Linked DNA regions of Homo sapiens: region 1 is linked to region 2. The links are chromatin contacts, found by Hi-C in ENCODE. All regions are on one chromosome and are shown on one strand. Each heading gives the region's core, a stretch centred on a gene start or an enhancer-like site at or near the end of the contact. The rest is flanking DNA. Distances are from core to core; before and after follow the strand shown.

Evidence for each region. A loop is a pair of places that touch in the nucleus more often than their neighbours do. Pooled maps may share reads with other maps.
Region 1: a loop to region 2 is called in a map of Calu3, with 2.7 times the contacts of the local background. The contact joins two enhancer-like sites. A Hi-C loop is called at or near these places in 5 of 168 maps with a recorded cell type or tissue (Calu3, OCI-LY7, PC-9 and 2 more), 11 of 37 single-sample maps with no recorded cell type and 8 of 50 pooled maps.

What each region holds. Positions count from the first base shown.
Region 1 is chr7:28,508,426-28,514,580 of GRCh38, reverse strand. All of the region lies in intron 4 of CREB5 (cAMP responsive element binding protein 5), which reads right to left. Among named protein-coding and RNA genes, the nearest start is that of CREB5, 99 kb to the right of the region's middle. Within about 2 kb of position 4,725, at least 7 of the 41 ENCODE cell types and tissues checked have a DNase peak (open chromatin) inside an H3K27ac peak, as active enhancers do.
Region 2 is chr7:28,618,565-28,625,073 of GRCh38, reverse strand. All of the region lies in intron 5 of CREB5 (cAMP responsive element binding protein 5), which reads right to left. Among named protein-coding and RNA genes, the nearest start is that of CREB5, 210 kb to the right of the region's middle. Within about 2 kb of position 3,964, at least 2 of the 41 ENCODE cell types and tissues checked have a DNase peak (open chromatin) inside an H3K27ac peak, as active enhancers do.

The DNA.
Region 1 (6,155 bases), core at 3,476-5,975, 110 kb after region 2:
TACTAAAAATACAAAAAATTAGCCAGGAGTAGTGGCCGGCGCCTGTAGTCCCAGCTACTCTGGAGGCTGAGGCAGGAGAATGGCGTGAACCCGGGAGGCGGAGCTTGCAGTGAGCCGAGATGGCGCCACTGCACTCCAGCCTGGGCCACAGAGTAAGACTCTATCTCCAAAAAATAAAAAATAAATAAAACAAATAAAACCTGTGATAAATAATTTAAATAATTAATACTGAACTCAGAGAACAATGAAAGCTGCCACAGGCTAGGAGACATTCGTCTGAAATTACTGTCACAACCACCTCCCCCCTTCACTTTGCCTGTTAACACTGGTTGAAGACAGAGCCACCAGCTGCCAAATAATCAAGCACTCAAAATCAAGTCCCCAGTCGCAAAAGATAAAATACTTTTTTTCTTTACTGTGAAAATTAGCTTGTAAGGATTCATCAATTAAGATCCAAATAACCCGAATATGCAAACTCGCCAAGGGAGATGATGAACAAATATCTGTCACCATCTTAGCCAGTATTCCTCTAAGCTGTCAGCTTCCTGAGCTGCTCTCATCATCTACATCGAACACTTAATATTAAGTGTCCACTCTTTGCAAGACAATAGACTATGTATATTGCTACTTTCAGGATACCCTGTCTTTTCACCAAAAAACCCAAAAACAAACCAAAAATGAACTCCTATGAGTTGAAAAGAACTCCACTCCATTTTAAAGTTGAAGCAGAACCTGAGATCACATTCATTCACATATGTGGAAGTAAATACCAACTCTTAATAATCCCTGCTAAGATTGTACTCATTATTCCTAAATCCTAGTGACCTAAAACACATGAAATAGCTTCCAGTTTATCCACTGGTTTAGTCATTCCCCTGAGTGGGATGCAAAGATCAAGTCAAATTCCCTTCCAGCGTCAAATTCCACCTAAGATGAGGGCATAATTTTAACCTGCAAGGAGAAAGTTGAACGTGATTTACATTTGTAGTGCACTGAAATGGGAGGACAAAAAGAATCCTTATAATATAAGCCTTAGGGTTTTCAGTCATTGGGGTGGTGGAAGAAAGAGGTTGTCATCTCCAATATCACTGTCAATGAGTGTTTCCTTTCAGTCATGCTGATAAAAAAAAAAAATGAAAAGATCAAAAGCAGCCTCATCTACTAGGATTAAGCAAACACGGGGACATTTTCAAAACCTGGATAAAACCAAGTTTAGGTTTCAGAATATTCTTTTTCTCCATACTTCTGGGGGGAGGGAAGGATTGTTTTACACAAATATCAGAGAAGCAACATGTTAGCATAACCGGAAATGTGCAGCTGTTGCAAGTTTGCTCAACTTGGCATCTTTTATTTTCCATCCAGCACCACTCATACCTTCCCCACAGAGCAGCGATGCTGGCTAGCGGCTGATGGGCACAAGATAGTGTAAGAAGGCAAAGTGCCTCTCCTTCCGCACCTTCTTGCCCCAAGTAATGGGTGGCATCGGGTAACATGATTTCCAGGTACAGAATTTAATCAGATTAAACAGCCTGCTTTGCGGAGCTGAGGCTGACCCCACCATGCCCTGTTCTGTGACTCCTGTTGAGCTGGGATCCAAGATCTTAAGACTGTAGCTTGTCCCTTGTTCCATGTGTTAAACAGTCAATACTCTCTGGGGATGGACTTCACTTTTAATCATTTTGGTAGGAATTCTAGAGCATGGAAATGTCCTAATTTCCTATTGCTGCATCAGCATAATGAGTCCGATTTAGGTCCTATGGGAGAATAACAACACTTAGCACTTATACACCACACTTTTCATCTTCAGGGTCTTTAACCACTTTAGGCTGTAATGTTATGTTTCTCTTAGCAGGACAAAGGAGTTCATTTCTAGTCCCTTCAATTACCCGTCCTTCCTTACACACACACACATACACACACACACACACACACAGTTATTATATGATAAATCTATTTCCCATCTCCTAGATGTGTATTATGCAATTTCTTTTTTAAGTCATTAAACATAAAAGGAAAATTCACACACCTCTTTTTTTCTTTTTCTGTTTTTAAAAATATTTTTGTTTTTCTTTCCTCTAACATGGAACACAAAATCAACATGCCAGTTGTCCATTCAACATGTCTGCTAGGGCTGGGCTTCCCTACTTGATTTCATTCTTCATACCTCATGGTCTCCTGCGTCGTCTCTGACCACGGAGGGGAGTGCAATCCTCTGTGTCAGAGAATTCTGGAAGATTCCGCCCAGCTCATGCTCAGACCTCTCTACTTCATCTCTATTCACTTCTGGCTCAGGTGACTCCACCCAATCTCAAGTACATAAACACCGTTTCTACATTAGTGACTCCCAAATCTGCATCTCCAGGCTGGTCTTCTCCCTTGAATTCCAAACCTATATATCCATCTGCTGGTCCAGCATCTCCACTTAGCAAATCTAAAAAGAAACCCCCAATTTTCCCCTTAAACCCACTCCTCCCACAGGCAATCCCATCCTTCCAGTTGCTCAAGCCAAATACCCGGGTTCATCCTTGGTTTTGCTGCTTCTATTACTTCCCAATCTAAACCATCAGCAAATCCTGTTGGCTCTCTCTTCAAAATGTATCCAGAATCTATCCACTGCCTCCATCTCCACCTTGAGCCAACCTGCTATCATCTCTAATCTAAATTCTTTCAATACCGTCTCAACTGGTCTCTCTCTCAGCCACTGCTCTTCGATAGTTTGCTTTCAACTCAGCAGCCAAAGTGATCTTCCTAAGATGTAAGTCAAATCCTCTCACTTTTCTGCTCAAAACTGTCCTGGCTGGGCACAGTGGCTCACGCCGGTAATCCCAGCACTTTGGGAGGCTGAGGCGGGCAGATCACTTGAGTCCAGGAGTTTGAGACCGGCCTGGGCAACACGGTGAAACCCCATCATTACAAAAAATATGAAAAATGAGCCGGGCATGGTGGTGGGTACCTGTAGTCCCAGCTACTTGGGAGGCTGAGGTGGGAGGATCAACTGAGCCCAAGAGGTCGAGGCTGCAGTGAGCTGAGATTGCACCACTGCGCTCCAGCCTGGGCAACAGAGTAAGAACCTGTCTCAAAAAAAGCCCAAAAAATTGTCCTATAGTTTCCCATCTCACTCAGTTGAAGCCAAAGCCCCTTTACAAGGCCTCCCAGGATCTGCCCTCCCAGACCCGGATCTCTAGCCTTATTACACCCGCCTTGGGTCTCTTTGTAATTCCTCCAACACACAGAGCACCCTCCAGCCTCAGGCCTTTGCACTTATGTGCTTTCAGCTTGAAACATTCTTCTCCCCAGTACGTACCTGGTTCAGACCTCCTCCCACTTTGGGTCTCTGCTTGCACATCTACTAACCATCAATGCCTGCCTGACCACCCGCAGCATGCCCTGTGCCCCTTCCCTGCTATTCCTTTCTCCATCACACTTATCACCATCTGACATGTTATAGATTTTTTTTTCACATATTTATTGTTTCTCTTGCCCCCTAGAGGTAAACTACCTGAAGGCAGGTATTTTTGTTTGTTTTTTATCATCTTTATTCAGTGGTATATTCAACAATGCCTTGGACAGTGCCTGCCATGTGGTGGGCACTTGAAAATGTTTCTTGAATGAAAAATGATGAACAAAATTTCTTATATATTTCAGGATATGAACTAGTCTGAGTTCTAAGCCATTGGCAAGTTGACATTTATGATACCTGATAGTGAATTACAACATGCTTTTCTAAGGGGAAACAATTCTCTTATTAAAGATTTATGAGGTTATAAGCTTCTATTAATATGGAAATTGAGGCTATTATGGAACGTGTTGTCTGCTATGTATAGTATTAATACAGATAATGAGGGCTTTCTCCAGTGGACATAACCTGCTTACAGCCTGCGCTGATTCTATATACACATTGGGATGCTTCTGGAAAAGGATGCTGGGATTAGAGACAGAGTCTGTACAACAGACTTTTCCCCAATGGACAGCCACATGGGTCAAGTAAGGATCAATTCTCTATTTGCTCTTTAACAGAATTTTCTAGACCAACTGCAGCTAGAAGTTTTAAAGGTGGTGTGCAGAACCAGTCCAATCTTTCCAATATTTTTTGTGTAAGACACATAGAAAGTTCAAGCAAGAACTTTCTTTAGCCAAATTCTCCAGATAAATTAATCCATCTTCCACTTTACTAAAACCTAATGAGGGAACCAATGCAAGTCTAAAGACTCAGAGGAAAAGAAATCAGAAGACAACTAGAGATGTAGAATTAAAAAGAAATAATTGTCAGAATGTAGACCAAAAGGAAAAAGAAAAGAATACTAAAAAATGATAAGATAGGCACTGAATAAGAACCTGTGTTTCTGCTTTTTAAGCAGGGAAAGAAGAGCTGGGGTGGCAGGATGCCAAGGATGTTGACAGCTGGAAAAACCTGGTCAAAGGGGTAGGTAAAAGAATATTGTCAGGCGGGGGAGCATTATTCCTACTCCTCATTTCCCTGCCCTGTGACTTCCAAAGAAATGCCAGAGCCAAAGCCACCAACACAGCCGTCTTTGCTGCCAGAGGAGTCATTGTGGTTTAGCCCTCAAGACAATGCCCTCTCGTGTAACCATGGCCACCTGAGGCTGGATTTGGCCCCTCTGGTTTGAATGAGGCAAAGGAAGAAGAAGCCTCAACAGCCTGAATATTGTCCAGCTTCCCATGCGTGCAAGTGAGGCTGAGGCATGAGACGGCGGTGTCCTGAGATGCTGGCCCTAGACCATGGGGAGGCTGGCCGTTCCCCACCCACACACCTATCATGAAAGCATCACATGGCTATGAGCAACACTTAAAAGAGAGAAAATAACATGTTTCTACAGCTGCAATAGTTCCTTTTCTTACTTTGGTTGCTTAATTATTTTAATTTTTAAAATTTAATTATCTATACTCTTTTTCAACCCACAAGAAATTTAAAGCAACTCACGAAACATGTATAGCATGACAATGTTTTTTAAATTAAAAATCAGAACCAGAGAAAATATAAACTAGAACTGAAAGTCTGGTCTAGGGAGGAAGTAAAATATGCTCGTCACAATGTTCGAAAAGGTTTTCAAAGTTTAGCAGTAAACTTGGCTTTGTGTTAACCTGGCAGTCAAAGCGAAAAGAGAAACAGAACCAGTTACATGATTCTCATGTCCATAAGGAGAAAAATATTTCAGTTCCTCAGGGGAAGCAAACCATTTCCTGGAATTCAGATCTGCAAGAATTTCCTCACACAGGGCTTCATATAAGAAATCATGAATAATGCAATGGAGAATATCTAAAACCACACCCCGACCACGGGCTTCACGAAACTGTTCTTGGAAAAATGTCTTTAGTAAAATCAAGGGCACACACTTGAGGTAAAACCATTCTATCAGAAATGAAGACAATATGGATGAAATACACATCTTTCTTATAGTTCAGTTTAAGAAGCCAGCTTTGACTATCTTGAGGAATGAATGAACTTAATTCCTTAGTCTTCTACATACACATGTCTATCAAAAAAAAAATTTATTACTCAACCAAAGGAAGTTGACTAGATGATGAGAATTTCTTCCTCTCTTGCATGCTATTTTTATGGTTTTAAATATATATACATATACATTTCTATTGCAACAAAATATAGAATGCATGTCTTTTATTTTTATTAAGTTAATTTTTTAAAGTGCTCAGAACCTTATTATTTGGCTGGCAAATAATAGTTGCTATGTAAGTGCTTGTTTAAAAAAGAAAAAAGGCACTTCATATCCTTTGAGGGGGAGTGGAGGAGAGAGTCAAGCATGCATGATAAATTAATTATAAATAAGTAAAACGAGTTGACTGAGATTTTGTACCCCTCTTGTAAGCATCACTTATTTTCATGGTTTCTCCTGAAGCCATACAGGCTAAATACAAGCCCTTGACTATTATGACATGAGAATGTGACAGGAAAAATCTGGTGGAGGGGGGATTATTATAATTTCACATAGACAAGGACTAAAAGGCTTTGAAACACTTAGAGAAATATCAGAACCTTTTAAAATTTCTTTTCCGGATGGAACAGCTGGACTTCAGAATTCATTACTACCTAACTGGTCTTTCCTTTCAATCACCTTTCACATTTTGAATTTCTGTTCACAGACTGTATCTAATTTGTTTCTTAATACAATGTGGGC
Region 2 (6,509 bases), core at 2,715-5,214:
ACATGAAATGCTGCTTATGAAATCTTTTATCTTACTCTGTATTTTTAAATCCTCACCAAAAAAAAAAAAAAAAAATCCAACATGGTGGATACTACTGTACCAATTTTGCTGATGGGAAACTGAGGCTCAGAGATATTATATAACTGGCCCAGAGTCATCCAGGCACGTCAGTGTAGGAAACTGGGCATGAACCTAGGATTGCCTGGCTCTGAAGCTGATGCTCCAAGCACTCACTGACCCATATCACAAAGTGAGCACTAGGAGCTGTCAGACCATCTGGGCCAGCCTTTCCTTTTATAGGGAAGAGTTACAATTAACAGAAGTTCAGCGAGTAAACTCAGGGTAGGAGGCAGGCATAAGAAATCAGTTCTTCAAGATTGTTTTTTTTTTTTTTTTTCACGTCTGTTGGCGGAACAAGGAAAAACGAAGTACAATTTGAGAAAAATGTTCAACTTAGACACCAAAGTAACAAGAGGATTTACTGGGGTGAGGCAGAAGTGGAGGCTTAAAGAAGGAGCCAGATAGACCCTCTTTTTGTACACAGCCTGTTAATCTTTAAAAATGTTGGCTACCTATGGTATGAAATTCAACTTTTTTAAATTGCAAACAAACTTGGGATTTCCACACGCATTATTACTTATTAATCATTCATTAAGCATCTGTTATCAAATAGGTCTTAGCCAAACCAAAGGGCAATTAACTTTTTCAAGAGTAAACAGAAAATGAGTTCACAAATTCCCAACTGTTCTTCCCTGCTTCTGACATAGATAGGCTCAAGTATACGCACTCAAAAACTTGGAAGAGAACATTAAAATGAAATAGTAAACGCTTGATTCTTCTTTGGCTTTAGAATTCACGCAAATTAGACGTGCAGAGTCTAAAGGATTTCCTTATTTAATTGGCCTCAATATTTCATTTGCACTTACTTATTGGTCTGTGTATTTCAGAGTGCTTTATCTATTTGTAACGGCTTCAGACTATCTGGTTTAGGTTGAATACCTGTAGAGGGCAGCATGTCATATTTATTTAAGGGATGAATCCAGAATCTCTGCTAAAGGTGATAATGGAGGAAGTTGTCATCACCACCATCATCATCACCATCATCATTGTTCTTATCATATCCCTGGGTTTTGATCTTAGAGAAAATCTCTGTTACAAAGTGGCAAAGTAGACTATACAATCTCCCCCCATCTTTATGAACGTTAATATTCTGCATAGTTTTCTGATGCATTATTTTATTCAAAATCAAAAAGATTCTCTTACTTGCATACCACAAAACTCCTCTGCTATGTATGATGTTGGCATAAAATTCTGTCATTCTGCTGTTAAATAATTCAAAACCATTTAACATGACATGAAGAGACTTATCATTAAGCCACGGGCAGGGGAATCAAATGGAAAGAAAGTTCCTCACTGAGATATGTTTTCACTCAAATTAGTCTGTGGTCAGACACAAACACTCCCTGTAGAATCTGTTTCTTTAAGATTCTAAAAATAAATCTTGATCTGTAAGTGACTTTGCTGTAATACATACAGTGAGTCAGATCAAGGAGTAAGAGCCATTTATAGAATATGAACTAAACTCTGGCCTGAGACAACCATTTAACCCTCGCAAACAGAGAAGCGGCATTTCAGATCATGCAGTTTGATCTATAAAGCTATTTTGACATATAAAGACTCTTTTTTATGATGACTCTGGCTAAAAATATTAGAATATGCCTAGAGGCAATCACAAGGACAAAACTTTTGGTAACAGGAAGATTAGCTTGACTGTACATGGTACATCTATGTGTGCATGCTCAGAACGTATTCTAGGTATGCCTGTATTCCTATGGGCTGGACGCAGTGATAAGTTGCCATTCCATGCATCCTCCTATAAAGAAGTAGATGGGGACAGGTGCAGTGGCTCATGCCTGTAATTCCAGCACTTTGGGAGGCTGAGGCAGCTGGATCACCTGAGGTCAGGAGTTCAAGACCAGCCTGGTCAACATGGTGAAACCCTGTCTCTACTAAAACTACAAAAATTAGCCGGGCATGGTGGTGGGTGCCTGTAATCCCAGCTACTCTGGAGGCTGAGGCAGGTGAATCCCTTGAACCCGGGAGACGGGGGTTGCAGTGAGCTGAGATTGCACCAGTGCACTCCAAGACTCTGTCTCAAAAAGAAAAAAACCAGAAGAAGGTGGGAGTATTTTTAAAATTATTATTATTTTCAAAAATAGAGATGGGGGTCTCACTATGTTACCCAGGCTGGTCTTGAAACCATGGGCTGAAGTGATCCTTTTGCCTCGGCCTCCCAAAGTTCTAGGATTACAGGCATGAGCCACCACACCCAGCTGGTGGGAATATTTTAACTTGCATTCCATGGTGATTTAGAATGGCTTGTGTGCCCATAAATAAGTCATTGAACATCTCTGAGCCTCAGTTTCTTCATCTCTAAAACAGTAATAAATATAATCTGTACCTCAAGAGGTTGATGTAAGGATTAAACAAGATAAAGCATATAAAGTACTCAGTACACAGAACACAATTTTAAGAAATGTCAGCTAATATTCTGTTCTTCTCAGCCCTGGCAGTTATAGAATGGTGTAATTTTCTTTTTGTTCTTTCTACGCCTTTGCATGTCCCTTCATTTCTAGAGCATGTCTTCATAGTCTTGTAAATAGCTGCCTTATAGAGGGCATGTCTGGTGGCTACAGGTGGGTAAGGGTTTTCTTTCTCCTTCTGCATGGCTGATGTAATGAACATCTCTAAGGGGATATATGATTGAAGGGTGTGGGGAGTGTGTGTGTGTGTGTGTGTGTGTGTGTGTGTGTGAGAGAGAGAGAGAGAGAATGTGTGTATATGTGTAAGAATTCACATTGCGGAAAGAGAAATGTGCCACCCTCCTCACCAAGTTTCGCTCACAGGAAAACACGTTAATTGTTGAGTAGTCACATTGTGTGCACACTATCTCAAACCTGGCACACTGCAAAGAGCTGCTTTACAAGAAATATGACTTCATATCACAGTGTTAATCATTGACCTCCACCCTGGTAATAAGATCTTTTTTGGCCTTGTACAAGTAGAATCCACCTGAGACTTCCTCATCATCTATTCGCTAACAAATTGGCAGAAGTATTAGGAAATTTCACCTTGGCGTTTGGGTGAGTCTTTTCCATCAACATAGTTTATTTGGATTACAGGCTCTTCCTCAATTAAAACAATAAATCAGCCATTTTCATTTTCTTTTCACCTCTGGATATATGTTGTCCTTAATACTTTAAGTTGCAGTCAGAATGCTTGCTTGGTATGACGACATCATCCTGTCTTTCAGGTGTAGTTTCAGGGTCACACAGAACACTTGTGTCCGGAAGGTTGACTTCACAGCGCACCACAGACACATTCTGCTACTCAGGGGAGTGAGATCATGGGCTGGCATAAATTTATCACTCTTTTAAATGAACGGGGTTGAATTCTATCTACTAACCTTGATCAGGAGGCTAGTGATACTGGCTGTGTAAAACAAAACAAGACAAAATAAACAAGGGAAAACCACAGCGCATGTGGCCACTTTGTTCAGAAGGTGACACCACTGAATTTAGTCTGTGAAGGTCTTGTCACATGAAAGCCTAGAAATAGCTATGACCTAAACATGAGAGTAGAAGACAATCCGGTTAGAAATGAATGAACACATTCCATTGTGCTTGTATAGTGTTTAAAATCTATTTTGGGGCAAAAGGGGTATTGTAAATACTTTCCCTTGTTCATAACTATCATAACCCAAACTTTCTGGCTCTCAACATTTTCCAGTGACCCTGCATGCCTATAATTTTTTACACACCACCTGACCTGGCAAGAATTATGCTACCAGAGATGTGGATGCCCTGTGACCCCCACCCCCCAACCCCGAATCCCCAAGGCCAGCCAAGACTAGATTGGACCTTATGACTGATTCTAATCTGGATGTCTCAAGGGGCTGTCCTCGTCTCACTGCACAATTCCAAGGCCACTTGGTTCTGATGGCCCTTGGGAGATGCTGCCATATTAGGCCTGTGGAAATGGCCACATCATTCTAAAATTATTTTGGAAGTAGAGATTTAACATAACTTTTTGGATTAGCATTCAATTCCAAATTTGGGGCTGGGATTTAGGTAAAATTAATTTTAGGGACTTCTTATTGGGTTTGCGAAATGTTAATTCCAGCAAGTATTCCTTTATTCTTTAATACCGACTGGATCACAGACTGTGTCTTTTTTCCATTTGATTCTCTCTTTGGTAACAGTATTTCTAGGAAGACTTGGCTATCTGTATAGACAACTCCTGACTCTGAAGTGGTTGACTAGATAGGCTTATTACTGAATTCAGGTCAATTCGTGGCCGCCTCCTCTTTGACCGTAGCGGCTCTGGATGTCAATGAGAGGGTTAAAATGGGGCGAGCCTGAGGCCAGTTATGGAAAAGAGGAGGGAATAGGCATTTCCTGGATATACAGTTCCTAGTATCTCCACGAGGCCAAATATAATTTGTATCTAGAAACTTACCTTCTGCCTACCTTCACTACCTGAGAGAATTCCCTCCAGAGATAACGATGATCTTTTATTAGGCACCAGAGCGTGAAGATCTGGAGATGCTGAGACACAGCCTTAGAGGGTGTGCTTTCACAGGGAAAAGAAGCTCTATGATTCTTTAATCACAGAATTCCCTTTTAGCACTGTTCACTGAGACACTAGGTATGAGTGGCACCCCCCTCTTCCAAATGGATTTAGTTATAGAAGAAATAAAAGGACTTCCATATGGAAGAAATTAAAGGACCAGCCTGGGTAACATAGTGAGACCCTGCCTCTTTAAAAATAATAATAATAAAACAAGAACAAAGTGAAATAAATTCTAAAAAGTTTGGTTTGTTCTGAGTTTTTCTAGAAGAATCTATGAGACGACTGCAAAAATTGTTTCCCTTATCTATACAGATTAAATATATCCCCAGTTAAAATTGTACCGTTTTAAAAATTATTATTTTGAGAAGCTTCACTTCATCAAGTCTATTTTATTAAAATGATGCCCAAATTCTGCAGAGGCTTAGAAACCCATCAAATTTCATTTTTAAAAGTATGGCATGTAATGTATAGTATTTCAAATAATTTTCACATATTTTTTATAACAGAAAATGGGCAGAAGAGGCTCTGCCTCTTCCTTAATACACCCGAGGCTCAGAAAATACAACTAACCTAAGATCTCACCTTTGGCACATGACCAACATCCAGGTTGTCTGGCTCTGTGTTCAGTGCTATTTCCTATGAGCCTCTGCTCCCCACAAGACTTGGAAATGCCCTCTTGATTCTCAGGGTTTCCTTCATCGTCATCCTGGAGTAACAGAGGTGGGCTTATTTTATTTCATGAATGATAGTTTTATGTACATGACACATTTATTTTAGAGATGAGGGTCTTGCTATGTTGCCCAAGCTGGTCTCAAACTCCTGGCCTCAAGTGATCCTCCAGTCTCTGAAGTAGCTGGGAATACAGGCATGAGCCACCATGCCTAGCTCAAGAAGGGGGTTTATTTGTGTGGTTTTCTCACTGAAGAGGATGGTGCCTGTCTCAGTGTAGAATGACGGAAAAATAAACAGGCAGCAAACAATGTTCTCTTTTTAGCGCTCTCAAAGTCCACTCTAGTTATAACAGGCCAATAAAAGAGAAGACATTTGTCCAGCAGAAACATTTGCCAGTGAGGAACATTCCCTGTGAGATCCAGGTGTCTGCTTTGTTGGATGAATGGCAGATTTGGAAAGATCTTCTCTTCCAGATCCAAGCTATAGGCCATCTAGTGTAACCTTGGAGCCACGATGGCTGAGTTCAAACCCCACCTCTACTGTTTACTAGCTGCAGGCCTTTGAGCAAGTTCATAACTTCTCCATGCCTGCTTTCTTCAGCAGCAAAATGGGGACAATAATGATGATATCTGCCTCATAAGATGATTTAAAGGCTTAAATGAGTTAAATCTAAAGTGTTTAGAACAGGACTTGGCCATGTGCCCAATGAGAGTGGCTATTTTTATTTTCTTAACCAACGAATTCCTCAATTTCTTTATCTATAAAGTGAGAATGATAGAGCCTCTAACAAGAATCAAATTATATTCTGTTTTGGAAAGTTCTTTATAAATCATAAAATTCTCTGAGCATGTAACAAATGCCTGCTGTTAACTTGAAGAGAATATTGCAATGTCAGAACCATACCTAACCTCCTATTGCAAGTAATTTATTCTTTCTCATTAAATCGAGAAAGTAAGTCATTTATATTCAGATTGCTAGCCTGACTCCATTGGTAGCTTGTTATCCAGGAATCAAGGGGTTGGGGGTGTTGTCTAGCCAGGGGTGGGTGTTCACCCAAGGCCTAGTAGGCCTCCACCTCCCAGGGGAGGATCACAGAGATCATGCCTGCTGAGACGGGAGGCAAGTCCCAGCTGCGTGTGACTGTATCTGTGTATAGATCTGGAATCAGAGAGCCCTACTGGTCCCGCAGGATTACCTAGACAGAG